Regions from separate parts of the Homo sapiens genome. Here region 2 is linked to region 1. Evidence: chromatin loops called from intact Hi-C (ENCODE). Cell type or tissue: CD14-positive monocyte. All regions are shown on one strand. Links, peaks and the distances in the headings refer to the core of each region. The heading gives the core; the rest is flanking DNA.

Region 1 (16,020 bases), core at 4,192-12,191:
CAGGCGTGAGCCACCACGCCCAGCCCCAGCCTAATTTCTTTTTTTTTTTTTTTTCCCCAAATCAATAGGTCTTTTATTGCATCATTTAAATATCACAAGTAGGTCTTAAGTGTCATCTGGCATCTTCTTTCTGTAGCCAGGTAACTCTTAGATCTTATTCATCAGCCTGCTGAACAGTTCCTTTTTCAGAGACATAGATACCATCCAAAAATTTCCTGATATCCTTGTTTTTAACTGTTGTGGCTTGCTGAATCAAAGCCGCTGAATTTGAAACAAGCTCAATGTCATTTCCTTCAAGGATTAATTCATCTTTCTGGGCTTGAGATACTGAACAAGCAACACCTGGTCTCATCCGAACCCTGCGGATGTATTTTTCACCCAAAAAATTTCGGATTTCAACAAGAGACCCATTCTCCTGGATAACAACGTTGATGGGGAAGTGAGCATACACAGACCTCATCTTGTAACGGAAGCCCAGTGTAACACCCTTGATCATGTTCTGTACATGACTACAAATAGTCCGAACGGTAGCCAGTTCCTTTCTGTTACCCCACCATTTGTCAACCCGGAGCCTCTTTTTTTTCTTTCCAAGAAGGCTGAGTTCTACATTGATGTGATTGAAGTCCCTCCGCAGGGTTCCTCTGGGGCCCTTCACGATAACTGTGCGTCCCTTCAGAGTAATGTCGACATTTTCTGGAATGTCGACAGTCTGATTGCTGAGAATAGTCTTCATTCTCGCAGTAGACGCAGCAAAGAAAGCCTAATTTCTTTATGTATGATAATATAATTACAATTATATGCCTTCAGTAAGTTTTCTGTGCAGCTACTCAGAAGGGTGAAGTGGGAGGATCACCTAAACCCAGGAGTTGAAGTCCAGCCTGGGTAACACAGCAAGATCCCATCCCCCCAGATAAATAACAGTAAAAAGAAAGTTTTCTGTGAACTTGTAAAACAATATGTGGAATATGATCCCATTTTGTCAAAAAACCAAAAACATGCATGTATGCATGAATATATTATAAATGTATAAATAAATTTATTTAATTTATAAATAAATTTTAAATATAAATAAATATATATATTTGTTTTTGAGACAGGGTATCACTCTGTTGCCCAGGTTGGAGTGCAGTGGAGTGATCATGGCTCACTGCAACCTCTTTCTCCCAGGCTCAGGAGATCCTCCCACCTCAGCCTCCAAGTAACTGGGACTACAGGTGTTCGTCATCACACTCAGCTAATTTTTTTAATTTTTTGTAGAGACAGGGTTTCGCCATATTGCCCAGGCTGTTCTCGAACTGCCAGACTCATATAATCCACCTACCTCAGCCTCCCAAAGTGCTAGGAGTACAGGTGTGAGCCACTGCACCCGGCCTATCTATCTATCTATCTATCTATCTATCTATCTATCTATCTATCTATATTTAAAAGTCTGGAATGATATACCAAACTATTAACAAAAATTACCTCTGGAAAAAAGAATAAAGGGGCCAGATGTGGTGGCTCACACCTGTAATCCCAGTACTTTGGGAGGCTGAGGCAGGTGGATCACCTGAGGTCAGGAGTTCGAGACCAGCCTGACCAATATGCTAAAACCCTGTCTCTACTAAAAAATACAAAATTAGCTGGGCATGGTGGTGCATGCCTGTAATCCCAGCTACTTGGGAGGCTGAGGCAGGAGAATGACTTGAACCCGGGAGGCCTCAGAGGCTGCAGTGAGCAAGATTGCTCCACTGCACTCCAGCCTGGGCAACAAGAGTGAAACTCTATCTCAAAAAAAAAAAAAAAAAAAAGAAAGAAAGAAAAAGAAAAGAATAAAGGATAAGACAAGCTTTTTTGTTTTGTTTTTGAGACAGAGTTTCACTCTTTTTGCCCAGGCTAGAGTGCAATGGCACGATCTCGGCTCACTGCAACCTCCGCCTCCTGGGTTCAAGCGATTCTCCTGCCTCAGCCTCCCAAGTAGCTGGGATTACAGGCAACTACCACCATGCCTGGCTTTTTTTTTTTGTATTTTTAGTAGAGACGGGCTTTCACCATGTTGGCCAGGGTGGTCTCGATCTCTCGACCTCGTGATCTGCCCACCTTGGCCTCCCAAAGTGCTGGGATTACAGGCGTGAGCCACCACACCCGGCCAAGACAAGCTTTTAAAACAGTTAGCTAAAAACATTTTTTACAACCAACACGAATCACTTTTATAATTAAAAGCTACACCTCCTCCAATAAAGATCTAAAAACAATAAAGAATGAAGTCAAGGTTGTGTATTTCAGCAAGCTGAACTCTGGTGCAGAGTATCTTTGAAAATTGAAATGGATATTTACCTAATTTCCCTTTATTCTATGTCTTTTTCATTGTCCCTGTACAGAAATATATCCATTCTGGCTGACAGGGATTTAAAAAAAGAGAGAAATATAACCATATTAAAAGTCAAGTCTCTAGAGGACATGTGTCACTCTGTGGCTGCTCACCCTCCAGTCATCCTTCTAATGGCACATCCCATGCATATCTGGCCCCATTCACCAGAGATACTGATTCTGGGGTGCCCTTTGCCTTTTACCAAGCTCCCCGGGTAATAGTTTGTATCTGAGAACATACTGATGTTGGGTTACTGTATGAACAGCTATGCTGTGAAAGAGGAACTGGATTTGTTTTCTGTGACCACTAAGGAGACATATTTTTGCTTAGCAGAGGAAACAGCTTCCAAAAACTCAGAATTGTCCCAGGATGGCTGCCCCATAGGGTGAGTTTCCCATCAGTGCTGGTGTAAAAGAAGGAACATACAGGGTTTCAGGGGAGTCTGCTTGAGGCTGGGGGTTGGGCCAGATAACCACTCTCAAATTCTCAGTTTATGTGACTCTTTGGGTCTCCAAAAATATAAAGAAAGCTTGAGGAAAAAAGACCCTTCAAACTCAGGGTTTTCATAAATTTTAAGTAAGGGCCATGATTTACAATAAATGTAACACCAATTTTCAAAAAATTTTCTGATTATAAAATGCATACTCATTGCAGAAAATTTTTTAAATACAGAAAGTTATAAAGAAGAAAAAAATATAAAAATCATCATGCCACTGAAAGATACACACTTTCTGTCGTATCTCCTGGCTTCATCCCCTCTATAAACATATCACACTACCTTTTTTTCATTTAACAATAATTGTGCACACGTTCCCATGCAATTAAATACTGTAGAAACAGAATAATAATATTCTTCTTTATAGATATACCATAATTAAGCCATTTTCCTGTAGTTGAATATCTAGGTTGCTTCCAAATTCAATTACAGTCTTCTAATTACCAGGAAATCACAAGTGCTATTATACAATTTTTCATATATACACAAACAATATAACTAGTGTTTTGAGCCTCTCTGTAACAGTCATGCATTCCAGTGTTCACTGAGTATTAGATAAATACAAGTGTACTTACTATAATAAAGTGTTGTTTGAAAAAAACCTAAGGAATAATGACACTTTTCAATTGTTTGAAATACATTTGTAGACAAATCCCAACTGTCTGGTTCTAGCTTGTCTAAAAAACCCAGGTAACATTAGTGGAACAAACACAAATAAGTAAGTCACAGCATTTAAGCCCAGAAACTAAAAGATGGAATAAAATATTTTCACATCAAATTGAAACTGTTATAATTAATTAAATTAAATTAATTAAAAACAAGTCATTTCAGCTGGCACTACAATGCTGAAAATAATCACAGAAATTTCTTGTTTTTTACCTGATTAAGATGGCAGAGCATGGAGTTTTCTACTTAGTTCCAGGTGAATTCTTCACATTTCCTGGCTTTTAAAACAAAAGAAAGAGCTTGAATGCAGTTTGAAAAGAAATAGTGCAACTCCTTAGTGTCCTGAGTATTTGGCTGAACATGAACATTAAAAATTATTATGGGGGACAGGGTCAAACCATTTTATTGAGGACTTGGGGGGTTGTTGAAGAAAGGCTGAGGAGGACAATGAGATCCCACATTCTCGCAGTTACCGACCATTAAATATTATTTTACTGCAAAGTGATCCATCTGTCAGTAAATTGAAGAAGTTACTAGGGCTCTCTGAGGGCCCTACTGTAGAGTGACTTGGGCAGAGAGAGCAGGAAATAAAGCTCCATTAATCCTCATTATGCAGATTCAGCCAAACAGTTGATTCTAATTAAAAAATCAATATATCTTCCTTTTATTTCCTGAAATAAAGGTTTTACACCTATGGGAAGGCTTCCTGTAGGTATTTACTCCATGCATTATTCACCATTATCCACCATAGGGGCCAATCCACAAAACATGTTTACTCTGAAAGAAGTTAGACCACACCCATTCTGCCCAGTGGCCCTCCGGGAACATATAATTAGGCCATGTAATCCATAAGAAGCAGTGTAGGAAAAGCTTCTAGTGGGAAAAGTTCACGTGCTAAACTTTTAAGGCCTTACTTTCTTTTCTATACGTTTTTTAGACTTTAATTCTGAAAACACATTAATAGTCAGAGATCAGATGGCAGTCTGAAAAACAGGAGGCTGCAGCTGGGCGGGCCATGGGGGCTAAGATTCTGTTGTATAGACTTGGAGCAGTTTCTCCTGGTGCCCCTCTTTCAGAGTTATTCATGGATGAAGGAAGAGGAAAAGGTGAGAAAGCAGGAGCACGTGACTAACCCTGTCATTTCAGAGCATGGTTTCTAGGCAACTTTGGGGCTCCCTGGAGTGGCTGAGAACTGGTCTATAAGTACTGTTTTATACCCGTTGTCCCAACATAATTAATAGTGTCCCCTTTCACTCTCAAGAGTATCCTGGTTTGCCGGGCATGTTGGTTCACGCCTGTAATCCCAGCACTTTGGGAGGCCGAGGCGGGAGGATCCATTGAGCCTGGGAATTCAAGACCAGCTTGGGCAACATAGAAAAAGAAGTTTAAAAAAAAAAAAAAAAAAAAAAAGAGTATCCTGGTTTTGATGATAAAGTATATGGTCACCACATCCACTTGATGATGGAGTTCTGGGAAACAAGGCCATACGAACTGCTTGGCGGACCAATGATCAACATACAATTCTCAGGTCTACTTGATGCTCTGAACAAGAGTGCTACAGGACTGAGAATCTGTGCCCTTCTCCTCCTCCAGAGCCACTCCCCACCCTGCCTCCTCACATGCATGCACACAAGCGAACACACATACCCATATGTGAACACACACCCACCTACAACCCAGAGGCCTTTTTGCTGTTGCTCGAAATTGACAAACTCCCTACTGGGACAAGACCTTTGCAAAATATACCCCACTGACCGAGACCAGACAATCCCAATTTTTGCCTAGCTAAATGTTATTCATCCTTTACATCAAGGCTTTCTTTGTACCCTGTCCTTCAATTTAGCAGAACCTTCTATTCCCTTTCATAGCACTCATGTACTTCCTGATTGTGTAATTATTTCTTTCATGTTTGAGTCTTTCATTAACCTGTAAGCTTCATGAGGGCACAATATCCCTAGGGCCTCCTAGCACACACTATTCAAATATTTGTTGCATAAACAAATGGAAAGCCAGGGGCAGTGGCTCACACCTGTAATCCCAGCACTTCAGGAGGCCGAGGCGGGTGGATCACTTGAGCCCAGGAGTTCAAGATCAGCCTGGGCAACATGCTGAAATCCTGTCTCTAAAAAAAATACAAAAATTAGCCAGGTGGGATGACACATGCCTGTGGTCCCACCTACTCAGGAGGCTGAGGTGGGAGGATCACTTAAGCCAGGGAGGTTGAGGCTGCAGTAAGCTGTGACTGCACAACTGCACTACAGTTTGGGCAACAGAGTGAGACCCTGTCTCAAAACAAACAAACAAATGGAATGGGGTAGAACTTAGAGATCTGATGAATGTAAAAAAGCTTGGGTTTCTATTTTCTTAACACATCCATGAACACGAATAACAATTTCTGTTAGCAAAATTAAAACTTAAAAAAAAATCAAAACATTGATTTCTAATTAGTATGACTGCCATGTGAAGGCTGATTGCCAGCCAAACCTTTGAGGTATAGCAGCCTACTGAAATGTCTGGGTCCCTCACCAGACTAATGAAGAACAAGAAGAGAGAAAAAAAGGCTTATAAGGGCCAGTGAGATAATCATGTCCAACAATCGGGTCTGGCATAAAAACAAGGTGGTTCTCGGCAGGGCGTGGTGGCTCACGCCTGTAATCCCAGCACTTTGGGAGGCCAAGGTGGGTGGATCACCTGAGGTCAGGAGTTCGAGACCAGCCTGAACAACAGGGAGAAACCCCGTCTCTACTAAAAATACAAAATTAGCAGGGCATGGTGGCGCATGCCTGTAATCCCAGCTGCTCGGGAGGCTGAAGCAGGAGAATCGCTTGAACCCAGGAGGCGGAGGTTGCAGTGAGCCAAGATCACGCCATTGCACTCCAGCCTGGGCAACAAGAGTGAAACTCCATCTCAAAAACAAACAAAAACAAACAAACAAAAAAACAAGTTAGTTCTCTACTTAAATACAGTTTAGGTCTGAATTAACATACTGCTTGCCAAATACTTCCAATGATATTCTTATATATTCTACTATCTATACTCGCCAGTACCTCAATCTCAAAAAAATAAGATGCTAAATTCACAAGCTTTTTTATCTTTTGGACAATAAGAAAATGAGCACACAAAAGCATTCTTCTGATTCAGGAAAACAACTTTGTTGCTAGGAAAATTTTCTTGTTTGGTTACATATCACTTATAGTATAACAAAACAGCACAGTCCAATATCTCATTAAAAAAATATTGAGCCCATCCACCACCCTGTCACAAATCAGATCTCTCTTGGCAGAGAACTCCAGGATCTCAGACAAAACAACATTCTGACTTCAAAAAACAGTTCGTGATTTAGCACAAGCCAGAAATCATTTTTTTTTGCATTTTCAGACAGAGAAAGTTTTATCTAGAATATTTTGTAACTCATTTTCATACATATCTGATTTCAGTTTTTATTTTCTTACCACGTCCATGAACACAAATGACAATTTCTTTTTTTTTTTTTTTTTTTTTTTGAGACGGAGTTTCCCTCTGTCACCCAGGCTGGAGTGCAGTGGCGCAATCTCAGCTCACGTAACCTCTGCCTCCTGGGTTCAAACGATTCTCCTGCCTCAGCCTCCTGAGTAGCTGGGATTACAGGCGCCCACTACTACACCCAGCTAATTATTGTATTTTTAGTGAAGACAGGGTTTCACCATGTTGGCCAGGCTGGTCTCAAGCTCCCGACCACAGGTGATTTGCCTGCCTCGGCCTACAAAGTGCTGGGATTACAAGCATGAGCCACCGTGCCTGGGCACAAATGACAATTTCTGCTAGCAAAACCAAAACTTTTTAAGAAAATCAAGACACTGATTTCTAATTAGTATGCCTGCCATGTGAAGGCTGATTGCCAGCCAGCCAAACCTTTGAGGTACAGCAGCCTACTGAAATGTCTGACTCCCTCACCAGTTGAATTATTTTCAACAATTACTTAACTTCTCCAAAATGCAGTTTCCTCACTTATAAATGGGGATAATAATAGAACCCACCTCAAAGACTCTTCCTGAGCAAAGAGTTTAGCGCCAAGGGCCAAGCTCACAGCAAGTAAGTGCTCAATAAACATTATCTATCCTATATGGCAGGCCACTTTATTTTTTGGATGAAGAAAATAAAAGGTAAGGATAAATGACCTGTTAAAGACCCCAACACAATTCTAGTTCACTTGATGAGGTAGGCAGAATAATGGCCCCTCAAAGATGTCTTCTATTTCTGGAACCTGTGACTGTTACCTCACACAGCAAAGGGAAATTAAGGTTGCATTGGAATTAAGTTTACTAATCAGTTGCCCTTAAAATAGGGAGATGATCTTGGATTATCTGGGTGGGCTTGATTCAAGCATAAGAGTGCCTGCAGTCTAAGAGGGAGGCAGAAGAAGAGGTCAGAAGGGGGATCTGCAAACGACTTGCTGCAGGCTTCGACAATAGAGGAAGGAAGCTGGAAACAGCCCTCAGCCAGCAAAACAGACCTTGGTCCTACAGCCTCGAGGAACTGAGTTCTGTCAACAATCTAAATGAGCAGGAAAGAAATTCCCCCCTAGGGCCTCTAGAAAGGAACGCAACCCTGCTGACACCTTGATTTAGAATTGGACTTCTGACCCACAGAACTAAGATAATCATTTGCACTACTTTCAACCTGTAAATTTGCAGTCATTTATTTTGGCAGCAATGGAAAACTAAAACAATGACATAAGGATTCCTGACTACAGGGTATGGTTCCATTTTCTATCAGTGGACATTATCTTCTCAGGCAGAAGCGAAAATGTGCAGTATCACATGAGTGGTGGTTGATGACTATCATGTGGCTAGAGTCCAGCCATTTCATATGTTCCTCACATGAGATAACCTTATTTAATCCTCAAAACAGCTCCAGGAGGTACTATGCCAGTTCCCACAGAGCTGGAGTAACTTCCCAAGGTTTCAGGGCTAGTAAGAGGCAGAGGTGGGGTAGGAGTCTGGTGCTCCCGCTCCTCTTAGTCCACTGGACAACGCTGTATCCTGCCCACTGATACCAAGAGTGCATTCCTTTCTAAAGAGGAGATGACATTATTCAGGATTTCTAACTTTTCATTTTGGTAAATAATGGTGTTTTTAAAAAGAAAGAAAAAATCATTTCAAAATCATTTCCTAATACCTGTAGTTCTTAGAATTTTAGACAGCAAAAAATTACAAAGCACAAACTCATAACTTTATGGAAAACCCATCAAGCTGTCATTTAAAAAAAATACAGTGGTAAGAATACTTAACATGACATCTGCCCTCTTGGCAGATTTTTAAGTGTACAATACGGTACTGTTATCTATAGGCACAGTGTTGTGCAAGGGGTCTGTAGAACTTATTCTCTTTGCTTGACTAAAACTTTGTTGATTACCAACTCCCTATCTCTCCCTCCCCCAATCCCTGGCAATCGCCATTCTATTCTCTGCCTCTATGAGTTTGACTATTTTAAATACCTCATACAAGTAGAATCATGCAGTAATTGTCCTTCTGTGATTAGCTTACTTCAAAGATGAACATTTTAAAACTACATGACTTACTTTCAGCCAAACTTTGCCATGTTTAGAGAGCCGAGGAACTTCTAATGGAGGAAGAAAAAGCAGGGCATGTTTACTCAGGGTGGTGGCTGCTGCTTCCCTTTCATTTTCCTGCTGAGCCAGCAAGGGCCTGAATAAAACTATTAACAGCTCAGCTTTAGAAGTTCTGCTCAGTTTTCACATTGGTAACAGGTTTATGCTTCTTTATTAATTTCCTGCCTTTTAAATAATTAGTGTTGGCCTTCAGCAGTCATTGTACAATTCTGTGATAGTAATTTGTTGCATTAAAAAAAAGCTAGTGAAAAACTAAAATATGATATTTACTGAGACATACTGCTGTGTTTAGCTAATTATAAGACAACTCTAAGCTGGGTGCGGTGGCTCACGCCTGTAATCCCAGCACTTTGGGAGGCCGAGGCAGGGGGATCACCTGAGGCCAGGAGTTCGAGACCAGCCTGGCCAACATGGCGAAACCCCGTCTCTACTAAAAATACAAAAAAAAAAATTAGCCAGGCATAGTAGTGAATGACTGTAATCCCAGCTACTTGGGAGGCTGAGGCGGAAGAATCGCTTGAACCCAGAAGGCGGAGGTTGTAATGAACCAAGATGGCACCATTACACTCCAGCCTGGGCGACAGAGCGAGACTCCATCTCAAAAAAAAAAAAAAAAAAAAGACAACTCTAGTCGGGTGCAGTGGCTCACGCCTGTAGTCCCAGCACTTTGGGAGGCTGAGGCGGGTGGATCACTTGAGGTCAGGAGTTCAGGACCAGCCTGGCCAAGATGGTGAAACCCTGTCTCTACTAAAAATACAAAAATTAGCCAGGCGTGGTGGCGCACGCCTGTAATCCCAGCTACTCAGGAGCCTGAGGTAGGAGAATTGCTTGAACCCAGGAGGTGGAGGTTGCAGTGAACGCGATCGCACCACTGCACCACTGCACTCCAGCCTGGGCTACAGAGCAAGACTCCATCTCAAAAAAAAAAAAAAAAAAAAGACAACTCTAAAAGAGCCATCTGTGACCCTGAGGACTGACACCCACAACTGACCTCCTGACACCCACAACTGGCCTTCATCTCTGATACTGAGACCTTGGGTTAGGACTATTCTGAAAGGGTTTCGGATTAGCAATGGACAATCAATAAATATTTCATGCTTTTATTAAGCTCCTAGAGTCAAAGAGTGAAAACCATAATGGAAAAGGTCAATAAATCAACTACATGAAGAACTTCTTCTGATCATCAAGACACCAAAACTGAAAAGACAAGCCATATTGAGAAAAGACATCTGCAAACATCTGGCCAAAACTATTAATATCTAGGAAAAAAATAAAGAACCCTTATAAATCAATAAGGGACAAATGACCCATATAAAAAGTGGCCAAAAGACATGAACAGGCATTTCAAGAAGAAGCCAATAAACCTGTGAAAAGATGCTCAATCAGGGCAATGTAAATGAAAACCACGATGGGAAATTCTGGGAACATCTTCACATGCTAGATAGTGAGGTAACTATCACAGACTACTTGGGTCATGTCAAGAGGACTCAGAGCCAACTTCCACTAGCAAAATGGGACAGTTTGAACTTTAATAAGACCAAGAATTACAAAGCATTCAAAACTATCAAATATGTTTAAATCTATAAACCCGTAATGATTTTTAATTTATTTATTATTTTAAGAAACAGGGTCTTGGCCAGGCGCAGCGGCTCACACCTGTAATCCCAGCACTTTGGGAGGCCGAGGCGGGCGGATCACGAGGTCAGGAGATCGAGATCATCCTGGCTAACACGGTGAAACCCCGACTCTATTAAAAATACAAAAAATTAGCTGGGCGTGGTGACGCGTGCCTGTAGTCCCAGCTACTCGGGAGGCTGAGGCAGGAGAATGGTGTGAACCCGGGAGGCAGAGCTAGCAGTGAGCCGAGATCATGCCACTGCACTCCAGCCTGGGCGACAGTGCGAGACTCCATCTCAAAAAAAAGAAAAGAAAAGAAAAGAAACAGGGTCTCGCTCTGTCACCCAGGCTGGAGTGGAGTGGTACGAACACAGCGCTCACTGCAGCCTCAAACTCCTAGACTCAAGTGATCCTCCTGTCTCAGCCTCCCAAAGTGCTGGGATTACAGGTGTGAGCCATTGTGCCCAGCCTATAATTATATATATATATATATACACACACACACACATATATATCCATCTCTATATAAATATATATATATATTTATTTATTTATATTATTTTTTTGAGATGGAGTTTCACTCTTGTTGCCCAGGCTGGAGTACAACGGCGGGATCTTGGCTCACTGCAACCTCCGCCTCCTGGGTTCAAGCGATTCTCCTGCCTCAGCTTCCCGAGTAGCTGGAACTACAGGCATGTGCCACCACGCCCAATTTTTTTGTATTTTTAGTAGAGACGGGGTTTCACCATGTTAGCTAGGATGGTCTCGATCTCCTGACCTCGTGATCCGCCCACTTCAGCCCCCCAAAGTGCTGAGATTACAGGCATGAGCCACCGCGTCTGGCCCTATTTTTTTGAGACAAAATCTCACTCTGTCGCCCAGGCTGGAGTGCAGTGACGCGATCATGGCTCACTGCAACCTCTACCGCCCAGGTTCAGGTGATTCTCCAGTCTCAGCCTCCTGAGTAGCTGGGACTACAGGCGCGTGCCACCACACCTGGCTAATTTTTTATTTTTAGTAGAGACGGGGTTTCACCCTGTTGGCCAGGCTGGTCTCGAACTCCTGACCTCAGGTGATCCACCCGCCTCGGCCTGCCAAAGTGCTGGGATTACAGGCGTGAGCCACCGTGCCTGGCCATTATTTTTAAAGAAAAACTAACAGGTGATCTTCTGAGGAAAGGGAATGAATTCATTATTTTGAAACTGGATAAATAAGAGAAAAAAATCAAGTAATTATCTTGTTTTTCCTATATAAACTATAACTGGGTAACTAGTAGATAAGAGAAGGGGTTCTTTATCAAAATATTTCAGCTAATTTGAGAAAATGAAACAATAGAAGCAAAATATCACCATTTTCTTTTCTTTTTTTTTTTTTTTGAGACAGAGTCTTGTTCTGTCAACCAGGCTGGAGTGAGGTGGCATGATCTTGGCTCACTGCAACCTCTGCCTTGCAGCTTCAAGCAATTCTCCTGACTGAGTCTCCTGAGTAGCTGGGACTACAGGCACGTGCCACCATGCGCGGCTGATTTTTTTTTTTTTTTTTTTTTTGAGATGGAGTCTCACTCTGTCGCCCAGGCTGGAGTGCAGTGGTAGGATCTCAGCTCACTGCAAGCTCCGCCTCCTGGGTTCACGCCATTCTCCTGCCTCAGCCTCCTGAGTAGCTGGGACTACAGGCGCCTGCCACCACGCCTGGCTAATTTTTTTGTATTTTTAGTAGAGACAGGGTTTCACCGTCTTAGCCAGGATGGTCTCAATCTCCTGACCATGTGTGGCTAATTTTTTTGTATTTTTAGTAGAGCTGGGGTTTCACCATGTTGGCCAGGCAGGTTTCGAACTCCTGATCTCAAGTGATCTACCCTCCTCGGCCTCCCAAAGTGTTGGGATTACAGGTGTGAGCCACTGCGCCCGGCCAATATCACCATTTCTATCCCCCAAAGATTCAATGGGTCTAGGCATTGAGCATCTACAGCTGCTAAAACCAATAAAAACAAAGCAAAAACCAGACTTATGTGCCTACGTGGATCTAGAGCATTGCCAAAAGGATCAAACAGGATCTGGTTCAAGTAGCCCGTGCATCCAGCTGCCAATGTGCAGGGAGTACAGAGAACACGTTAAACTATAGCATAAATGTGTAATCAGCAAAACCCAAACCGTTGGAAACTCTATAGGTGAAATGTGCCAGACTGTTTTAACAGATAAACTGTAAGGAAGTCAACTCCAAAAGATGGAAGGGGAGCCTGTAGATTAAGAGAGACTTAAAAAAAAAAAAAAAAAAAAAAAAAAGTTCGGGCATGGTGGCTCACACCTGTAATCTCAGCACTTTGGGAGGCCGAGGCAGGTGGACTGCCTGAGGTCAGGAGTTTGAGACCAGCTTGTCCAATATGGTGAAACCCCATCTCTACTAAAAATACAAAAATTAGGCGGGGGCGGTGGCGTGCGCCTGCAGTCCCAGCTACTCGCGAGGCTGAGGCAGGAAAATTGCTTGAACCCAGAAGGCAGAGGTTGCAGTGAGCCAACATCACGCCACTGCACTCCAGCCTGGGCGACAGAGTAACACTCCATCTCGAAAAAAAAAAAAAAAATCAAAAGTTGTTTAAGGCAAGTACATTATTGGGGCAACTAGGGAAATTTGAACATGGGCTATATATTAGATAACATTTGTGTAAATAATGAAATGCCAACTTTCCTGAGTACAATAACGGTATTGTGATCATATAAATGAATGTCCACGTTCTTTGGAAATACATGCTGAATTAGATACAGATGGAAAATGCAATGATATCTACAATTAATTCTCAAATGGTTCAGGAAAATAAAATATACTCGTGTGTATGAACACCATGCATAGGTGAAAAGATAGATTATGCAAATGCAGCAAATGTTAGTGAATCTAAGTGAAGGGTATATTCATTGTACTAGTCCTGCACCTGATCTGTAGTTTTGAAATTTTCTCAAAATGAAAATTGGGAAATAAAGTAAAGCCACATACACATATACTCCATGATGAAAAACTCTTTTAAAGCCATCACACTGGCAAAAATGGTAACAATTACTTGGCATCATCTAGTAAAACTGAAGATATGCAGACCCTATGAATCAGGAACCCTGGTCTAGAAAAATTCTTCACAAATTATGAAGCCATGCTGTGTTGTAATAGTAATATACTGAAACCCACCCAAGGAGCCACCAACATGGGTATTTTCCCATAAAGAAAATATGACCAGGCGCAGTGGCTCATGCCTGTAATCCCAACACTTTGGGAGGCTGAGGAGGGCGGATCACCTGAGGTCAGGAGTTTGAGACCAGCCTGACCAACATGGTGAAACCCTGTCTCTACTAAAAATACAAAAATTAGCCAGGGATGGTGGCGCATGCCTGTAGTCCTAGCTACTCTGGAGGCTGAGGCAGGAGAATTGCTTGAACCCAGCAGGCGGAAGTTGCAGTGAGTCATGACTGCACCACTACACTCCAGCCTGAGCAACAGAGTGAGACTCCGTCTATTAAAACAACAACAACAACACAAAGAAAATAGTCTACAGCAGTGAAGATGAATACACTACTGCCATACATAACCCATAAACAAAATGTTAAGGGAACAAAACAAGTTGCAAAATAATATGTAGTAAGACTCATCTAGATAAACTTATATATATATAATATGTATATTTAGACTTAAATTTGGTATATTTTTATAAAGGCAAAAACAGGCAGGCTCAACAATAGTATTTCAGAATACAGACATATATGGTTAAACTGGAAGAAAAGTTTAAAGAAAAACAAGGGAATGAAATAAAATTCCAGATAATGGTTCCCTCTGGGGAGACTTGGGGGTGAGGGGACCCATGGAAGACTTGAAAGGCATCGGTAATTTCCTTTTTTTTTTTTGAGATGGAGTCTTGTTCTGTCGCGCAGGCTGGAGTGCAGTGGCGCGATCTTGGCTCACTGTAACCTCCACCTCCCAGGTTCAAGCAATTCTCTGCCTCAGCCTCCCGAGTAGCTGGGATTACAGGCACCTGCCACCATGCCTGGCTAATTTTTTGGTATTTTTAGTAGAGACGGGTTTTCACCATCTTGGCCAGGCTGGTCTTGAACTCCTGACCTCGTCATCCACCTGCCTCGGCCTCCCACAGTGCTGGGATTACAGGCGTGAGCCACCGCGCCCCACGGTAATTTCCTAGTTTTAAAGGTAGATAATTGGTTGGTATGTACATGGTCATTATAGTGTTGGATTTTAAACTATACATATGTTATATATTCTTGTAACTTAAAAGAAAGCCCTAGACTGTACCAAGATGACAATATTTCTGGACACACCTATCTTTGCTTCATAGTTCTGACAAAAAGTTCATTTTAACTGAAGCAGATAAATTCCTCTTAAGTAACCAATGATGACAGACTGAAACACTACTTTATTGGTAGAAGACTCAGCACAAACATTTAGAATCATTTCGTAAGAGGGAAAAGGGATGTGGCAGAGCAGCAAAATGCCACAGACCTGTTTGGGATATTTCAGAGTAATATACCCCCATGGGAAATAATACCGTTAAGAATTGTGCCATCATTCCTAATTTAAAAATTTTCAGTGCCCTGTTTTATGTATGTATGTATGTATTTAGAGACCGAGTCTCGCTCTTTCGCCCAGGCTGGAGTGCAGTGGCACGATCTCAGCTCACTGTAACCTCCGCCTCTCAGGTTCAAGTGATTCTTGTGCCTCCGCCTCCCAAGTAGGTGGGATTACAGGTGTGTGCCACCATGCCTGGCTAATTTTTGTGTTTTCAGTAGAGACGGGGGTGCGCCATGTTGTCCAGGCTGGTCTCAAACTTCTGGGCTCAAGTGATCCACCCGTCTCCACATCCCAAAGTGCTGGGATTACAGGCGTGAGCCACCACACCTGGCCAGCACCCTGTTTTAAACATAGTGTCCACAGTTTCTCTGACTATGTACAACCAAAAGCCAGTACATCTGTTACATGATTAGAATACAAACAATTGGCCGGGCACGGTGGCTCAAGCCTGTAATCCCAGCACTTTGGGAGGCCGAGGCGGGCAGATCACGAGGTCAGGAGATCAAGACCACCCTGCACAACATGGTGAAACCCCATCTCTACTAAAAATACTAAACCCCGTCTCTATTAAAAATTAGCCAGGCGTGGTACTATGTACCTGTAATCCCAGCTACTCGTGAGGCTGAGGCAGGAGAATCGCTTGAACCCGGGAGGCGGAGGTTGCAGTGAGCCGAGATCGTGCCACTGCGCTCCAGCCTGGGCCACAGAGCGAGACTC
Region 2 (16,020 bases), core at 4,461-12,460, 50 kb before region 1:
GGCTTTTTATGTTGATGACACTATACACTGCATCTGATGGATTTTTTTTTTTTTTTTTTTGAGACAGTCTCGCTTTGTCACCCAGCCTGGGCAGTGTGGAGTGCAGTGGCACGATCTCGGCTCACTGCAAGCTCCTCCTCCTGGGTTCACACCATTCTCCTGCCTCAGCCTCCTGAATAGCTGGGACTACAGGCGCCCGCCACCATGCCCGGCTAATTTTTTGTATTTTTTAGTAGAGACGGGGTTTCACTGTGTTAGCCAGGATGGTCTCGATCTCTTGACCTCATAATCCGCCTGCCTCGGCCTCCCAAAGTGCTGGGATTACAGGCATGAGCCACTGCGCCTGGCCTGACGGAATTTTCAAGAGCTGAAAACCAAGTTAGAAACTGAGGCCCACAATGAATAAACCCATCATTACACAAGTAAAATGTGGAGATGGGATTATGAAACATTGAAAATCAAGAAAAAACATCTTGTCCCTAAAAACCTCATGCCACATAAGATTTTTTTTTTTAACAGAGCCAAGGTCTCATTCAATGAATAAACTCATCATTACACAAGTAAAATGTGGAGGTGGGATTATGAAACACTGAAAATCAAGAAAGAACATCTTGTCCCCCAAAACCTCATGCCACACAAGACTTTTTTTTTTTTTTTTTTTTTGAGGAAGAGTCTTGCTCTGTCACCCAGGCTGGAGTGCGGTGGCACGATCTTGGCTCACTGCAAGCTCCGCCTCCCGGGTTCACGCCATTCCCCTGCCTCAGCCTCCCGAGTAGCTGGGACTACAGGCACCCGCCACCACGCCTGGCTAATTTTTTTTTTTTTTTTTTTTTTTTTAGAGGAGACGGGGTTTCACCGTGTTAGCCAGGATGGTCTTGATCTCCTGACCTCGTGATCCGCCTGCCTCGGCCTCCCAAAGTGCTGGGATTACAGGCGTGAGCCACCGTGCCCAGCCAAGACTTTTTTTTTTTTTAATAGAGCCAAGGTCTTACTCTTTCGCCCAGGCTGCAGTGCAGTGGTGTGATCACAGCTCACTGCAGCCTTATCCTCCCGGGTTCAAGCAATTTTCCCACCTCAGCCTCCCAAAAGTAACTGGGACTACAGCTGCATGCCACCATGCCCAGCTAATTTTTTTTATTTTTAGTAGAGACAGGGTCTTGCTAAGTTGCCCAGGCTGGTCTCAGGTCCTCCTGCCTTGGCCTCCCAAAGTGTTGGGATTACAGGTGTGAGCCATGGCACCTGACCAAGATAATTTTGAAGGTAAAGCGGATCACTGAAATTAGGGTCTCCTATGTGTACTGAAAAAGTACACATTTTTTTACAGGAAATTTGCAAACAGAAAAGCTCCAGTTGGACACAAGCATAAATCAGATAAATTAACATCTCATTTGGAGGGTGAATTTGTAGTCCTGTGTTAATACAACGGATTTTTAGAGCAGAGAAACAATAGCCCTTAAAACTGCCAGGGGGTAAAGAAGTAAACAAGTGCTTTCTTAAGGACTGAAATGAAAAAGAAAAAGACCATTTCCCCCTAGATATGTGAACTCCTTTCATTATTCATGACATTGGCCCAAATTCCTAAACCGACTAATTTCCACAATAATGAAAACAGTAGTTGATAAGAACCACTGTAGACTAATGTCCAAGATAAATGTTTTCCAAAAGAAGTCAGATACCTGAAAACAATGCTCTGTATCTCTCTGAGTTCTCCAGCAAATCAGTACTGAGCTCCTCAGTCAAAGGTAATGTTGTCCTGCAAGCCTTTGTATCAGTGTCTGTTATGGCTTCCTAGATTAGAAGGCAGCCACATATAAAAATGTAGCCCTGTATTATATTTAATACAGGAGGGCTTTGGGATTTATTGGTGGCTCAGAGAGCATGCCATGAAAATGGGCTTACAGAGTCAATGATCAACCAGGGGCCCTATTAGGCAGGCAAGTAACTACATAAGAGAAACTCTGGCAAAAATGAAAGGGTAACTAAACACAAAGAGCCTTGTGGAGAAGTAAGATATTTTGCAAATTGTGTTTTGGAAAGTGAGCCTCTTAGAGGAAAACAACTACATGCTGACTGTGGTTAAATATAGGAATAAATTAAATTAACCACCAAGTTACAATATAACTCTTTGTTTCCTCATCTTTCTTAGAACTTAGCCTTAAAGGCCCAGTGTTGTGAAGATGAAGGCTTTTATGAAGTTTTGTATCCACTTTAAAGAAGCCCCTTAAGTGTAAATTTTATTTATTTTAATTTTTATTTGTTTTTAGTTGTTTTCTTTTTTTTTTTTTTCTTGAGACAGGTTCTCACTCCATTGCCCAGGCTGGAGTGCAGTGGTGCAATCACAATTTACTGCAACCTCGACCTTCTGGGCTCCAGCAATCCTCCCACCTCAGCATCCCAAGTAGCTAGACCACAGGAACGCACCACCACGCCCAGCTTTTCTTTTTTTTTTTTTTAATTTTTTGTAGAGATGAGGTCTTGCTACATCACCCAGGCTGGTCTCCAACTCCTGGCCTCAAATGATCCTCCCCCCTCAGCCTCCCAAAGAGCTGGGATTACAGGCATGAGCCTGCGCCCAGCCAGCTGTAAAATTTAGAAGCTGAAACGCCAACTGGGAGCAGTGGCTCACGCCTGTAATCCCAACACTTTGGGAGGCCAAGGCGGGCAGATCACGAGGTCAGGAGTTCGAGACCAGCATGGCCAATATAGTGAAACCCTGTCTCTACTAAAAATACAAAAAATTAGCCCGGGGTGGTGGCAGGCCCCTGTAATCCCAGCTACTCAGGAGGCTGAGGCAGGAGAATCACTTGAACCCAGGAGGTGGAGGTTGCAGTTAGCAGAGATTGCACCATTGCACTCCAGCCTGGGCAACAGTGTGAGACTCTGTCTCAAAAAAAAAAAAAAAAAGAAGAAGCTGAAACACCACAGCATTAGCCCACTACTAGCTCAACTCAATTACAAAGAGACCTCTTTAAAAACTGAACTATAAAGCAAATCTATAAAGTTTGAAGTCACCAGGCAAGTAAGAAAACATGTTACGGGGAAATTATCTGAAAAGAAACAACAAACAATGATAAACATGGAAAACCAGAGTCCAAGATCATCAACCGCTTAGATTCCACACAGTAGTCTTTCTAGGGAAAGAAAGTAGAGTCTTTTTTACAGAAATGCTGAAGAAGCAATTCAGAAGAAACCTAATGATTTATTAATGCCTTCGACCCACTCTACCCCTTCCTGTGAGTCTCCTTTCCACTGGGGACCCAGCAGGGCCTAGAATGGATGATGCTCATCACGGTTCACTGAAGCAGGTGGCTGCTCACCAGCAACTGATGGAACTGCCAGGCCCTGGGAAACCAGCCACCTTCTCCTGCTAGGAGTGAAGCAACTTCCTCACTGACTGTGACAGCCATGGCCTTCCTCTGAGTCTGCAGGTGACCATGTCTGCTCCTAGAATTCTATTTCCTTGACTGGTGCCATGTTTGTTTGTTTGTTTGTTTGTTTTGAGACAGAGTTTCGCTTTTGTTGCTCAGGCTGGAGTGCAGTGGCGCGATCTCGGCTCACGTGAACCCGGGAGGTGGAGGTTGCAGTGAGCCGCGATCACGCCACTGCATTCCAGCCTGAGCGACAGGGCAAGATTACGTCTCAAAAAAAAAAAAAAAAAAGAAAAAGAAAAAAACTAGTGATAAGAGCTAACATTTATTAAGCACTAATCAGGAACCAGGCTTTCAGTTTAGCACTTTGTATACATTATTATCTCATCTAATTCTCACAACGACTGTATGAGATTGGTACAATTATAAGTTTCTTTTTACAATGAGAAACTAAACCTAAGAGAAGTTAAGTTGCCCAAGGCCACACAACTAGACCTGGGAATCAAGCTCCAAACCAATTTCTCAAACCCCTGGGGCTTCCTGCCATAGTCTCACAGGACCTCACAGTTTCTATAAGAATGATTGAATATGGTGTTTCTGTGTGATTCTACTGCAAAGAATAATCAGTATAAGCATTTTCTGGATAATCAAAAGCAGTGATTCTCAGTATGGGCTACACATTAGAATGGCCTAGAAAGCACTGTAAAAATACTAATGCCCCATCCTGAGAGAGATTTCTTTTTTTTTTTTTTTTGAGATGGAGTCTCACTCTGTCCCCCAGGCTGGAGTGTAGTGGCGTGATCTTGGCTCACTGCAAGCTCCGCCTCCCGGGTTCACGCCATTCTCCTGCCTCAGCCTCCCGAGTAGCTGGGACTACAGGCGCCCACCACCACACCTGGCTAATTTTTTGTATTTTTAGTAGAGACGAGGTTTCACCGTGTTAGCCAGGATGGTCTTGATCTCCTGACCTCGTGATCCGCCCGTCTCGGCCTCCCAAAGTGCTGAGATTACAGGCATGAGCCACCGCGCCCGGCCCAAGAGATTTCTAATTTACTTCTGTTTTTATGCATATACCAAAGTGATGCCAGGGGCCCAGTGCAGCAGCTCACGCCTGTCATCCCAGCACTTTGGGAGGCCGAGACAGATAGATCACTTGAGGTTGGGAGTTCAAGACCAGCCTGGCCAACATGGTGAAATCCTGCCTCTACAAAAAATACAAAAATTAGCCAGGCGTGGTGGCATGCACCTGTAAACCCAGCTACTTGGGAGGCTGAGACATGAGAATCGCTTGAACCTGGGAGGTGGAATTTGCAGTGAGCCGAGATCACACCACGCACTCCCAGCCTGGGCAACAGAGTGAGACTCTGTCTCCAAAAAAAAAAAAAAAAAAAAGTGATGTCAGGGTTGAGACCCACTGATATCTGGATAAGCAGCTTGCAGCTTATAACTGAATCTTAGTCACAATTGTTAGTACAACCATTTCAGTTTGTGTTTATGCTGTTCACCTTGGCTCTTGCCAAGCAAAACCAAGTGAAGTCATATCACAGTGCCTAAAGACGAACCTTCTCAAAAGTTTTTGGAAAACAAGGCAGAATTGTCATCTCACTCCATACAGTGCTGAAATCAAAGAATATCCACCCAAGCAGTCAGTACCATGTTCCTTTGCAAGCAGCAACTTCATTACAGAAAAACATCTTCCATCGCATTAAATCAGCATTGTTCATGTGAATGTTATTAGTTTGGTAATTTTGTTTGTATTATATTTATAAATGGATACTGGTTTTACAGTTATAGAGGAGCAGTAAACACAAAATATTCACATCTAGTGTATAATTATAGTAATAAAAATAATTTCAAACACCACTGAGGGTCTGTGAGAATTTTTTTTTTTTCTATTTTTTTGAGACAGAGTCTTGCTCTGTCGCCCAGGCTGGAGTGCAGTGGTGCGATCTCCGCTCACTGCAACCTCCAACTCCCTGGTTCAAGCGATTCCCCTGCCTCAGCCTCCCGAGTAGCTGGGATTACAGGCATACGCCACCACGCCTGGCTAATTTTTTTGTATTTTTAGTAGAGATGGGGTTTCACCATGTTGGCCAGACTAGTCTCAAACTCCTGACCTCAGGCAATCTGCCCGCCTCAGCCTCCCAAAGTGCTGGGATTACAGGCGTGAGCCACCGTGCCCGGCCGGATAATTCTTTTTCTTTTAAAAGGAGTCTGTGTTACTCAAGTTTGAAAAATCCTGCTATGACCAGTATACAATACTGCCTGCTTTTGTTAGGTTAAAAAAAAAGTGCCAAAGGCATTAGAGATAAGACTTGATCAGATTCAAGTTTGAGTTTTGGGCAAGAATATTTCATAGGTGATGTTTTTCCCCTCAAGAAGCAAATAATGCCTGGTCTTCTCTGTGCTGCTAGCCGTTGTTAATAGCAATACTCAGGTCTGCTGATTCATTAGGACTTGCAAAATGGTGACATTCTATCATTCCTTCTTTATTTATCACCTAGAATACTTCTATAAAGAGAACTTCCACCCAGGTGCTGTGGCTCACACCTGTAATCCTAGCACTTTGGGAGGCCGAGGTGGGAGGGTCATTTGAGCCCAGGAGTTCAAGACCGGCCTGAGCAACATAATGAGACCCCGTCTCTATAAAAAATAATTATTATTATTAAAATAAGATAACTTTCCCCCATCTTACATTTTGTTACCTTGAGGTACACAGTTCACCCAGAAGAGGCAGAATAAATGCTTAATTACTCCCTTTTATTTACTAGTTTTCAAAAGAATGAATTTAGTGCCCCCCAGCATCTTCCAATTAGGCTTTTTTCCTTTCAAGTAGCATTATTATGTTTTAAAATAATATACAGATGGGGTTTCACCAAGTTGCCTATGCTGGTCTTGGACTCCTGAGCTCAAGCAATTCTCTCGCCTCAGCCTCCCAAAGTGCTGGGATTCCAGGCATGAGCCACCGCGCCCAGCCTGAAGTATCATTATTAACTCAAGGACTCTTAGCATTTCCTGTGTCTTAATTACTTGCCATTTTTTTCTTATTGAAGCTCAGATTTCCCTAATTGTCCAGTGAAAGCTTCTTCAAGTTGGCTCCAGAATTGAGTCCTTTGGACTCGACCCCAGAAGCCTTTGTTAACTTCTTCCCTTTTAAGTTGTCCCAGGCTCATCTAGTACATTTCCTCCCCCAGACCTGACATCAATGGCTAGGTAATTCTGAGCTTCAGCGGTTCCCAGGGGAAACAACATTTATTGGGAGCAGGTGGTGTTCACAGTTCTCTGTTTTGATAATAACACAGGCACAGCAGGGAGATCCTTTTAAAAGTGGGGCTTGAGAGTGGCGGCATTCACTCCAGGCTTTCCTGAGGAAGTGTTCCACCAGCTGTGGGCCAACACTGTCTTCTTCCACCTCAGTGTTTGTTTATACTGCTTTCTTTTATCCAGTGAATCAATAACAACAGCAACAATAAAAATGGCTTCAAAACAGCTACATCCACAACAACAAATCTGTTTGCAGAGACGTGGTCCAGAGGCAGTTTGGGTCTGGTGAACACTTGACTTGGAGTCAGAGGAAATTGAATTAGATTCTGGCTTTTCTTCATTTATGAGAATAAAAACAAACTTCATCTTTTTTTTAATTTATTTTTTATTTTTTGAGACGGAGTCTCACTCTGTCGCCCAGGCTGGAGTGCAGTGGCGCGATCTCGGCTCACTGCAAGCTCCACCTCCCGGGTTCACGCCATTCTCCTGCCTCAGCCTCCCAAGTAGCTGGGACTACATGCGCCCGCCACCACACCCGGCTAATGTTTTGTAGTTTTAGTAGGGATGGGGTTTCACTGTGTTAGCCAGGATGGTCTCGATCTCCTGACCTCGTGATGTGCCCGCCTCAGCCTCCCAAAGTGCTGGGATTTTTTTTTTTTTTTTTTTTTTTGAGACAGAGTCTCACTCTGTCACCCAGGATGGAGTGCAATGGCGTGATCTCGGCTCACTGTAACCTCTGCCTCCTGGGTTCAAGCGATTCTCCTGTCTCAGCCTCCTGAGTAGCTGGGATTACAGACATGTGCCACCATGCCTAACTACTTTTTTTGTATTTTTAGTAAAGACAGGGTTTCGCCATGTTGGCCAGACTGGTCTCAAACTCCTGACCTCAGGTGATCCACCCACCTCGGCCTCCCAAAGTGCTGGGATTACAGGCGTGAGCCACTGTGCCTGGCAGATATACATTATTAATATATTCTATGTGACATATTTATAGTAACACTACACTGAGCATCTACTATGTGCCAGACATTGTGGTTTTATTTCATGAATGCCCATAACAATATTGTAGGGTATTCCAGTGGTATGCTAGTAAGTCAGCTGGAGGTGGGGTATCCTTGATTTGTAGAACTGGCTGATTTCCATGGTGTGAATACATCCGCTAAGGGTGTACCAAAGGTTTTAGCAACTGGCTGACAAAATTCCTGAATATTTAACAATAGGTTCTCCCAAGCCAGAAGGAGCAGGTTGCAGCACACCACTGGATCAGGCCCATCTTATTTTATTGCATTTTATTTTATTGAGACAGGGTCTTGTTCTCTCACCCAGGCTGCAATGCAGTGGTGTGATCGCAGCTCACTGCAGCCTCAACCTCCCAGGCTCAATTAATCTTCTCACCTTAGTCTCCTGAGTAGCTGAAACCACAAGTGCATGCCACCAAACTCCTGGCTAATTTTTGTATTTTTTTGGCAGAGACGGGTCTTGCCATGTTGCCCAGGCTGGTCTTAAACTCCTGGGCTCAAGTGATCCACTGGCCTCGGCCTCCCAAAGTGCTGGGATTAAGGGCGTGAGCCACCATGCCCAGCACAAATCAATTTATTTTATGTCATACAACCAGGAGGCAACAGGATTGAGATCTGAACTGGGTAGCCGGGTTGCACATATACCTCACGAACTACAACTCATGGTCTAGTCTCACTAACCATTCATGGTAGTGTTTCCTCATTAAACACTGGTGGTGCTTTAGGGCTAAGACTGTTTCTTTGAAACCTGGAAAAGGTCTTGCCTGTGCTTAGATTCGGTGTCGAGGAACAGGGAGAATGCAGTCTTCCTGTCCACTGTTCCCTGTCTCAACACGTCTCTGCCAGCTCTGCAAGAAAATTCGACACTTCCACAAAAGACCAGTGAAGGAAGCCAACATGTTTCACCCCAAAACATACTTCTTTGACGTATTTCAAGATGGCTATTCAGAAGGGCTGGAAATACGAGAATAGCTGCAAAGCTGCCTTTTGTGGAGCTTTGTATGTGTAGAGAAAATCCGCATTGATGCAGCCCTGCTTTCTCGGAGGCCCTCCCTTGTCCGGATCTAGGAAAGATTGACTGAGAGTCTGACGCCTTTGGAGGCCTTTGGAGGCCTGAAAAAGGGCTACCACTTGTGAGGTTTGATCTACATAACAAGACCCACTTTGCTAGCCAGGCCTCCTCTTCTCCCCCTAAACAGGTTAGAAGAGGACTTCTCCTCCAACCTGTTTTGCCAGGATCCAAGCCCCATTCTTTTATTTTTATTTATTAATTTTATTTTGAGACGGAGTCTAGCTCTGTCGCCAGGCTGGAGTGCAGTGGCGTGATCTCGGCTCACTGCAGCCTCCACCTCCCAGGTTCAAGCGATTCTCCTGCCTCAGTCTCCCGAGTAGCTGGGATTACAGGTGCCCGCCACCACACCCAGCTACCAAGCCCCATTCTTTCTGTAACCTCAAGATGGTATATAAACCTCTGTACCCCCTGGAGGATGGGTTGCAGTAATCACTCTGTGATTTCCCTCCGTGAACATTGATAAATTTGTATGCCATTTCTTCTACTAATCTGCCTTTTGTCAGTTGATATTCCAGTGAACCGTCAGAAGGCGAAGGGAAAGATTTCCCTTGGCCTCCACAGCAGATTTGAGGCAAGGCAAGTGTTTGAGACGGAGTTTCGCTCTTGTTGCCCAGGCTGGAGTGCAATGGCGCAATCTCGGCTCATGGCAACCTCCGCCTCCCGGGTTCAAGCCATTCTCCTGCCTCAGCCTCCGGAGTAGCTGGGATTACAGGCATGCACCACCTCGCCCGGCTAATTTTGTATTTTTAGTAGAGATGGGGTTTCTCCATGTTGGTCAGGCTGGTCTCGAACTCCTGGCCTCAAGTGACCCAACCTGCCTTGGCCTCCCAAAATGCTGGGATTACAGGCATGAGCCACCATGCCTGGCCAAATTACGTTTGAGTTCTGTTGCTAGAAACAAAAATGTGCTCTCCTGAATTTTCCACACAGGCCTCCAAGGAGTTAAAAGACAAAAATCATTTTCCAGTTTCTCTGGCTTCAAGCCTGATTCCCAGACGGGATCCAACACTAATCGCCATCCAAATGCCTGTCAGCAAGATAGTCATGATGTACTCTGGCATATAGTACTGAGGCAGTCTTGGGCAATGTTGTTATAGAATTATGTTATAATTATACTCGGCCTTGTTTCCTGCACATCTCACAGATGCTTATCCACCAACGGAGTGTTAGCTGACAATCATTCCAAACAAGCCCAGACAAAAGGAATAATAGCGGTAACCTGAGGAACTTCGGAAGAAATACACAGCTAAGGTCTGAGAATGTTTGGCCAGTTCAATAGCCTCTTACGGGCAAGTCCAATGTCAGGCGGCATTTCTACCTTCTCCTGTTCTGCCTTTGACCTCTTCACGCTCTCTTGTCCTGTCCAGAACACTGTCACTTAAACTCCTCTGTTTTTTTTTTCTTTTTTTTTGAGACAGGGTCTTGTTCTGTCGCCCAGGCTAGAGTGCAGTGGCACAATCACAGGTTACTGCAGCCTTGAGCTCCCAGGCTCAAGTGATCCTCCCACCTCAGCCTCTGGAGTAGCTGGGATTACAGGCACATGCTACCACACCTGACTAATTTTTGTAAAGATGAAGTCTAAGTCTCACCATGTTGGCCAGGATGGTCTCAAACTCCTGGCCTCAAGTGATCCACCTGCCTCAGCCTCCCAAGGTGCTGGGATTACAGGCATGAGCCACTGTGCCTGGCCAAAAACATGTAACACTGGGGGAAATTCTTTCAATCCTCCATTCGCCCTGACCCCCCCACTCCAATACCACCCCACTTTCCAAAAGGGCTCAAAGGCTTAAGGAGCTGAATGTCGGGGTACTGTTTGTTAGAACTGCGAAGGAGGGGCCTGTCTATCCACCGTCCTCTTGGTCCTCCCCTGAGATGGGAGAAAAAGGCTTGTGTTATGCTCAGGGGCACCATGGTCTCCGCCAGACCGGATGGAATTCTGGGGAAACGTTCCCACAGAAATCCAGGGAAGTGGAGAGGAGAAAGCTCCTGAGGGAAGAATCTAGGTGGTGCTGCGTGTGTGTGGTTTACATGCCAGTCTGTATTTTAAGAGGTTTCCAAGCCGATTTTAATTAACCTCCAGTTGAAACTTGCTAAACAAGTTTTGCAGCCCAGGTTATTGTGTTAGTATTTTTCCGGGTATATTGTCCTAGGTTTGAATTTCATGATGTTTATTATTCTTTCTAACTACAACTCAGTGGGGAAAAGCCCAAGGTACCTTTTAAGACCTAAGTATTTCCTGGTAATGACTTGTAGGAAAGAATGACATTTCCATAACATTTGGACCAAGAGAAGAAGTGAGAATTTAAAGTTGACATTTGCAAGTGATAAAAGCCAAAACCAAAAGTATTCTTTTAAAGAATATGCCTTTCTTCTAATGAAATATACACAAGTCTTGATTCAGATGATAACTTTTCTAGAATTACCTTTGAAAACAAACCCTTAGGTTTCTTATGCTCCAACCCCTAGGGGACAGATTCAGAACAGCTTGTTTCTTTCAAGTCTACTCAATCAAGGCCTGCCTTCTAGAGACTTTTCTTTTTTTTTTTTTTTTTTGAGATGGCATTTCGCTCTTGTTGCCCAGGCTGGAGTGCAGTGGCGCAATCTCAGCGCACCGCAACCTCCGCCTCCTGGGTTCAAGCGATTCTCCTGCCTCAGCCTCCCAAGTAGCTGGGATTACAGGCATGCGCCACCACACCTGGCTAATTTTCTATTTTTAGTAAAGACGGGGTTTCTCCATGTTGGCCAGGCTGGTCTCGAACTCCCGACCTGAGGTGATCCACGCCCCCACCCCTCGGCCTCCCAAAGTGCTGGGATTACAGGCATGAGCCACCGCGCCCAGTCTCTAAAGACTATTTTTAATGGGCACCATATGATCTCTCTGGAACTGAGAAGAGCGGACTTTGGGGAAATTAGAAAAGATGTAGAAGGATGCTGCTCCAAGGGCCTTCAGAATAATCACTTGACATCATCTCTGATAAGTTACTCTCTAGGTCATTTATATAAGCCTCTGCCCCAAGCATATAGGAGAGAGACATCTAGTTTAGGGCCATCAAACTGGGAAACATTTGTTGCTTGAGGTATACAAGAGGATTCCAAGGTACTGAGTTTTAAGGAACTTGGGTTCCAAACCTCAACTTCTATATATACTCTTTCCAGAAATGGTCTACCTGAAAATGCTCCTGAGGTTAAGAGGTCACACTTGGGCTGGGCGCAGTGGCTTATACCTGTAATCCCAGCACTTGGGGAGGCCAAGGCGGGAGGATCCCTTGAACCCAGGAGTTTGAGACCAGCCTGGGCAATAGAGTGAGAGCTTGTCTCTAAAAAAGAAAAAAAATTAAAATAATAATAATAGGAGGTCACACTTGGCTCCTCTTGCCTCTCTCCTCTTTCATAAATGCCCTTCCTGGCAAGATGGGGTGGTTCACAGCTGCACTCTTTTTATTTATTTATTTTTGAGACAGAGTCCCGCTCTGTTGCCCAGCCTGGAGTGCAGTGGTGCAATCTCGACTCACTACAACCTTCACTTCCCAGGTTCAAGTGATTCTCCTACCTCAGCCTCCTGAGTAGCTGGGATTACAGGTGCTTGCCACCACCACCTGCTGATTTTTGTATTTTTGGTAGAGATGAGGTTTCACCATGTTGGCCAGGCTGGTCTCGAACTCCTGACCTCAGGTGATCCACCTGCCTTGGCCTCCCAAACTGCTGGGATTATAGGGGTGAGCCACCGTGCCTGGCCTCGGCTGTACTCTTAACACTTTGGGAGGAGGAGGTGGGTGGATTGCTTGAGCCCAGGAGTTTGAGACCAGCCTGGGCAACACAGTGAAACCCCTGTCCCTAAAATAAATAAATGAATGCCCTTCTCCCACCTTACTAAAGAAAGGTGTACCCCTAACCTACCCTGAATCTTAGCAGAGGGTGCTACCCCCAAGGTGTAAAAACCTCTGGGCACCAAACCAAAGAATAATTCAGGAATGTACAGCTCTCAAGGGAAGAGTTCCCAGAGAGTTGAGACCCCTTCTCAGATTACTTAGGTAGGAGCATGTACTGGGGTTTTATTTCAAGTTTCACAAAGAAAGAAGCTCCTCAGCAAGTCAGTTTGAAGACTGCTTTCTTGGTAGAGATAAAAGTGATACAATGAACTATGGGTTACAGAGTCTCAGCAGCCAGGCAGCTGGGGGGAAACCATAACTTTCCAGAAAAAGATTACTCAAACATTACATCAGGATTGCTGATTACGTCCCGGAACAGACTGTAAACTACCTCAGCCCTAAAAGTTCTCTTCCAGATTAAGTTTGGGACAATTTGCTTTCTCAAGACCTGAAAAAAGAGAGCTTTGGTTAAAAAAAAAAAAAAGAAGAAAGAAAAAGAAAAGAAAAAAAAATGGCAGCTGTTTAATCCAGATGACAAATTGCTTTTTTTTTTTTTTTTGAGACAGGGTCTCACTCTGTCACTCAGGCTGGAGTGCAGTGGCGAGATCATGGCTCACTGCAGCCTCAACCTTCCAGGCTCAAGTGATCCTCCACTTTAGTCTCCCGAGTAGCTGGCACTACAGGTGCACGCCGCCATGCCTGGCTAATATTTTTATTCTAATTTTTTTTTTTTTTGTAGAGACGGGGTTTCGCCATCTTGCTCATGGCTGGTCTTGAACCCCTGGCCTCAAGCTATCTGCCCACCTAGGCTCCCAAAGTGCTAAGATTACAGGCATGACCCACCATGTCTGGTCTGCACAATCGTTTACAAGTTAGTCTGATTTGGCTGATTGGTTTGATAGTAAGGAATGGCTTTGTCATTAAGTTATAGAACAGGCACTTTCCATTAACCGAACAAGCTAAATGAGCTGTGCCAAGATTCTGAAGCAATAAAAATAGATTTAAATTACCAGGGCGTGGTGGGGGGGGGGGCACCTGTAATCCCAGCTACTCAGGAAGCTGAGGCAGCAGAATCGCTTGAACCCAGGAGGCAGAGGTTGCAGTGAGCCGAGATCATGCCACTGCACTCCAGCCTGGGCGACAGAGCAAGACTGTCTCAAAAAAAGAAAAAAATAGATGTAAGCCATGTGCATAATGTATAGTACACCAGAAATCACATTCTTTGCACCTTTTTTTTTTTTTTTTGAGACGGAGTTTCACTCTGTCACCCAGGCTGGAGTGCAGTGGTGTGATCTCGGCTCACTGCAACCTCCGCCTCCTGGGTTCAAGCGATTCTCCCGCCTCAGCCTCCCAAATAGCTGGGATTACAGGTGCCTGCCACCACACCCAGCTAATTTTTTGTATTTTTAGTAGAGACGGGGGTTTCACCATGTTGGCCAGGCTGGTCTCGAACTCCAGACCTCAGGTGATCCTCCCGCCTCCGCCTCCCAAAGCGCTGGGATTACAGGTGTGAACCACCGTGCCCGACCCCTCAGCTCTCAGCTCAATGTCGCTTCCTGCAATGTGTCCATTCTACACAGGGAAATGGCGGAAGGCAGCAGGTAAAAAAAATCACAGCCTTTCCTCATACTGCTTGGCCTTTTTTTGTTTTTTAAATTCTGAAGAAAGCCATCTCCAAGCACTTCCACCTACATTTCATTGGCTGCAATGTGTCACCTGGCAACCCTTAGCTGTAAGGGAGTCTGGGAATTCTAGTATTTTGCTTTCCAGTTTCTCTAGTAGAAAAGTGTGTTTCTCTAGTAAAAAGTGTTTCTCATGTGTGTAAAGTGAGCAAAGTGATAAAGCATATATTCTAAAAAGTAATTTGGGGCTGGGTGCAGCGGCTCTTCCCTGTAATCCTAGCACTTTGGGAGGTCAAGGTGAGAGGGCTGCTTGAGGCCAGGAATTTGAGACTAGTCTGGGCAACATAGTAAGACTCTGTCTCTACAAAAAATTAAGAAAATAGCTGGGCATGGTGGCACATGCCTGTAGTCCTAGCTACTTGGGAGGCTGAGGCAGGAAGATTCCTTGCACCCAGGAGTTTGAGGCTACTATTGTTGCCCCACTGCACTCCAACCTGGGTGACAGAGCAAGACCCTGTCTTTAAAAAAACTAAATAAATAAATGAAAATAAAAATAAAAAGTAGGCCAGGTGCAGCAGCGCATGCCTGTAATCCCAGCACTTTGGGTGGCCAAGGTGGGAGGATCGCTTGAGCCCAGGAGTTCGAGACCAGCTTTGGCAACATGGCAAGACCCCGTCTCAATTTAAAATTTTAAAAACCAATAAAACTAAAAAGTAATTTGGAAGACTGTGAGGTAAACCAAATAATCAACTAACAAAGTAGTTACTTAAAAAAACAAAACAAGCTGGGCGTGGTGGCTCATGCCTCTAATCCCAGCACTTTGGGAGGCTGAGGCAGGCGGATCACGAGGTCAAGAGTTCGAGACCAGCCTGGCCAATATGGTGAAGCCTCGTCTCTACTAAAAATACAAAAATTAGCTGGGCATGGTGGCGCACACGTGTAGTCCCAGCTACTCGGGAGGCTGAGGCAGAAGAATCGCTTGAACCCGAGAGGTGGAGGTTGCAGTGAGCCGAGATCGTGCCACTGTGCTCCAGCCTGGGCGACAGAGCGAGACACCATCTCAAAAATAAAAATAAAAATAAATAAAATTAAAAAACAAAACAAGGCTAGGCTCAGTGGCTCACGCCAGTAATCCCAGCACTTTGGGTGGTCAAAGCAGGAGGATTGCTTGAGGCCAGGAGTTCAAGACCAGCCTGCACAACACAGTGGGACCCTGTCTCTACAAAAATAAATAAATAAATAAATATAAATATAAATATAAATAAAAACAAGCCCTCCAAAAACCTTTGACAGTGTGTAAAGCTATGCAATTTTCTAATCGTGTTAAAGTAAAAGCAGTTCACAAACAATTCAGACTATACAGAAATAAAAAGTAGTATATATGGCCTAACATTACTTTGTTCTTAAAATTTTCCAGTGACTTTTCTTCCCACTTCCAACTCCAACTGCCCTATTCCAGAATGTCAAATGATTGTGACTTGCAGGTTTTCTAATCAGCACGTAAGTCGGAAATTCTAAAAATACATTTTAAATTGTGGATCACACCATTACATGACTGTCTATAGAGCCATTTAATTTTGAAGGCAAGTTAATTTTAAAAATAGTTACACACAAATGTTCAGTTGATTACGCTTAAGACAGTTTTATTCTGGTGATTCAGCATGATTTTTTTCAACAAATTAGGTACTTTGTCTGCTTTGTGGAACATTGGCAGTTTCATTTCCTGTTAAGGAAGCTATCATCAGAACTCAGATAAACCTTTGCCTTTACTATTTGAGTACTGAAAATAAACAAAGAATATAAAAC

The links. Peaks named below come from ENCODE experiments on the same cell type or tissue, not always from the same donor. Only the 100,000 strongest peaks of a DNase experiment are listed, where the experiment ranks them.
Region 2: it touches region 1 in a loop (1.8-fold over the local background); 11 of 110 quality-filtered maps call a loop at or near these places.

Annotation. Positions count from the first base shown.
Region 1 is chrX:23,836,588-23,852,607 of GRCh38, forward strand. It overlaps APOO (apolipoprotein O), which reads right to left. Exons shown (of 9, transcript NM_024122.5): 8 at 3,726-3,790. The coding sequence ends at 3,755. It also overlaps the pseudogene RPL9P7. Among named protein-coding and RNA genes, the nearest start is that of SAT1, 61 kb to the left of the region's middle. In CD14-positive monocyte, for the core only: no CTCF peak of the experiment used is centred there; DNase peaks (open chromatin) are centred at 7,074, 7,994 and 8,324; H3K4me3 peaks cover 2,071 bases; H3K27ac peaks cover 3,484 bases.
Region 2 is chrX:23,786,745-23,802,764 of GRCh38, forward strand. No RefSeq gene overlaps it. Among named protein-coding and RNA genes, the nearest start is that of SAT1, 12 kb to the left of the region's middle. In CD14-positive monocyte, for the core only: no CTCF peak of the experiment used is centred there; no DNase peak of the experiment used is centred there.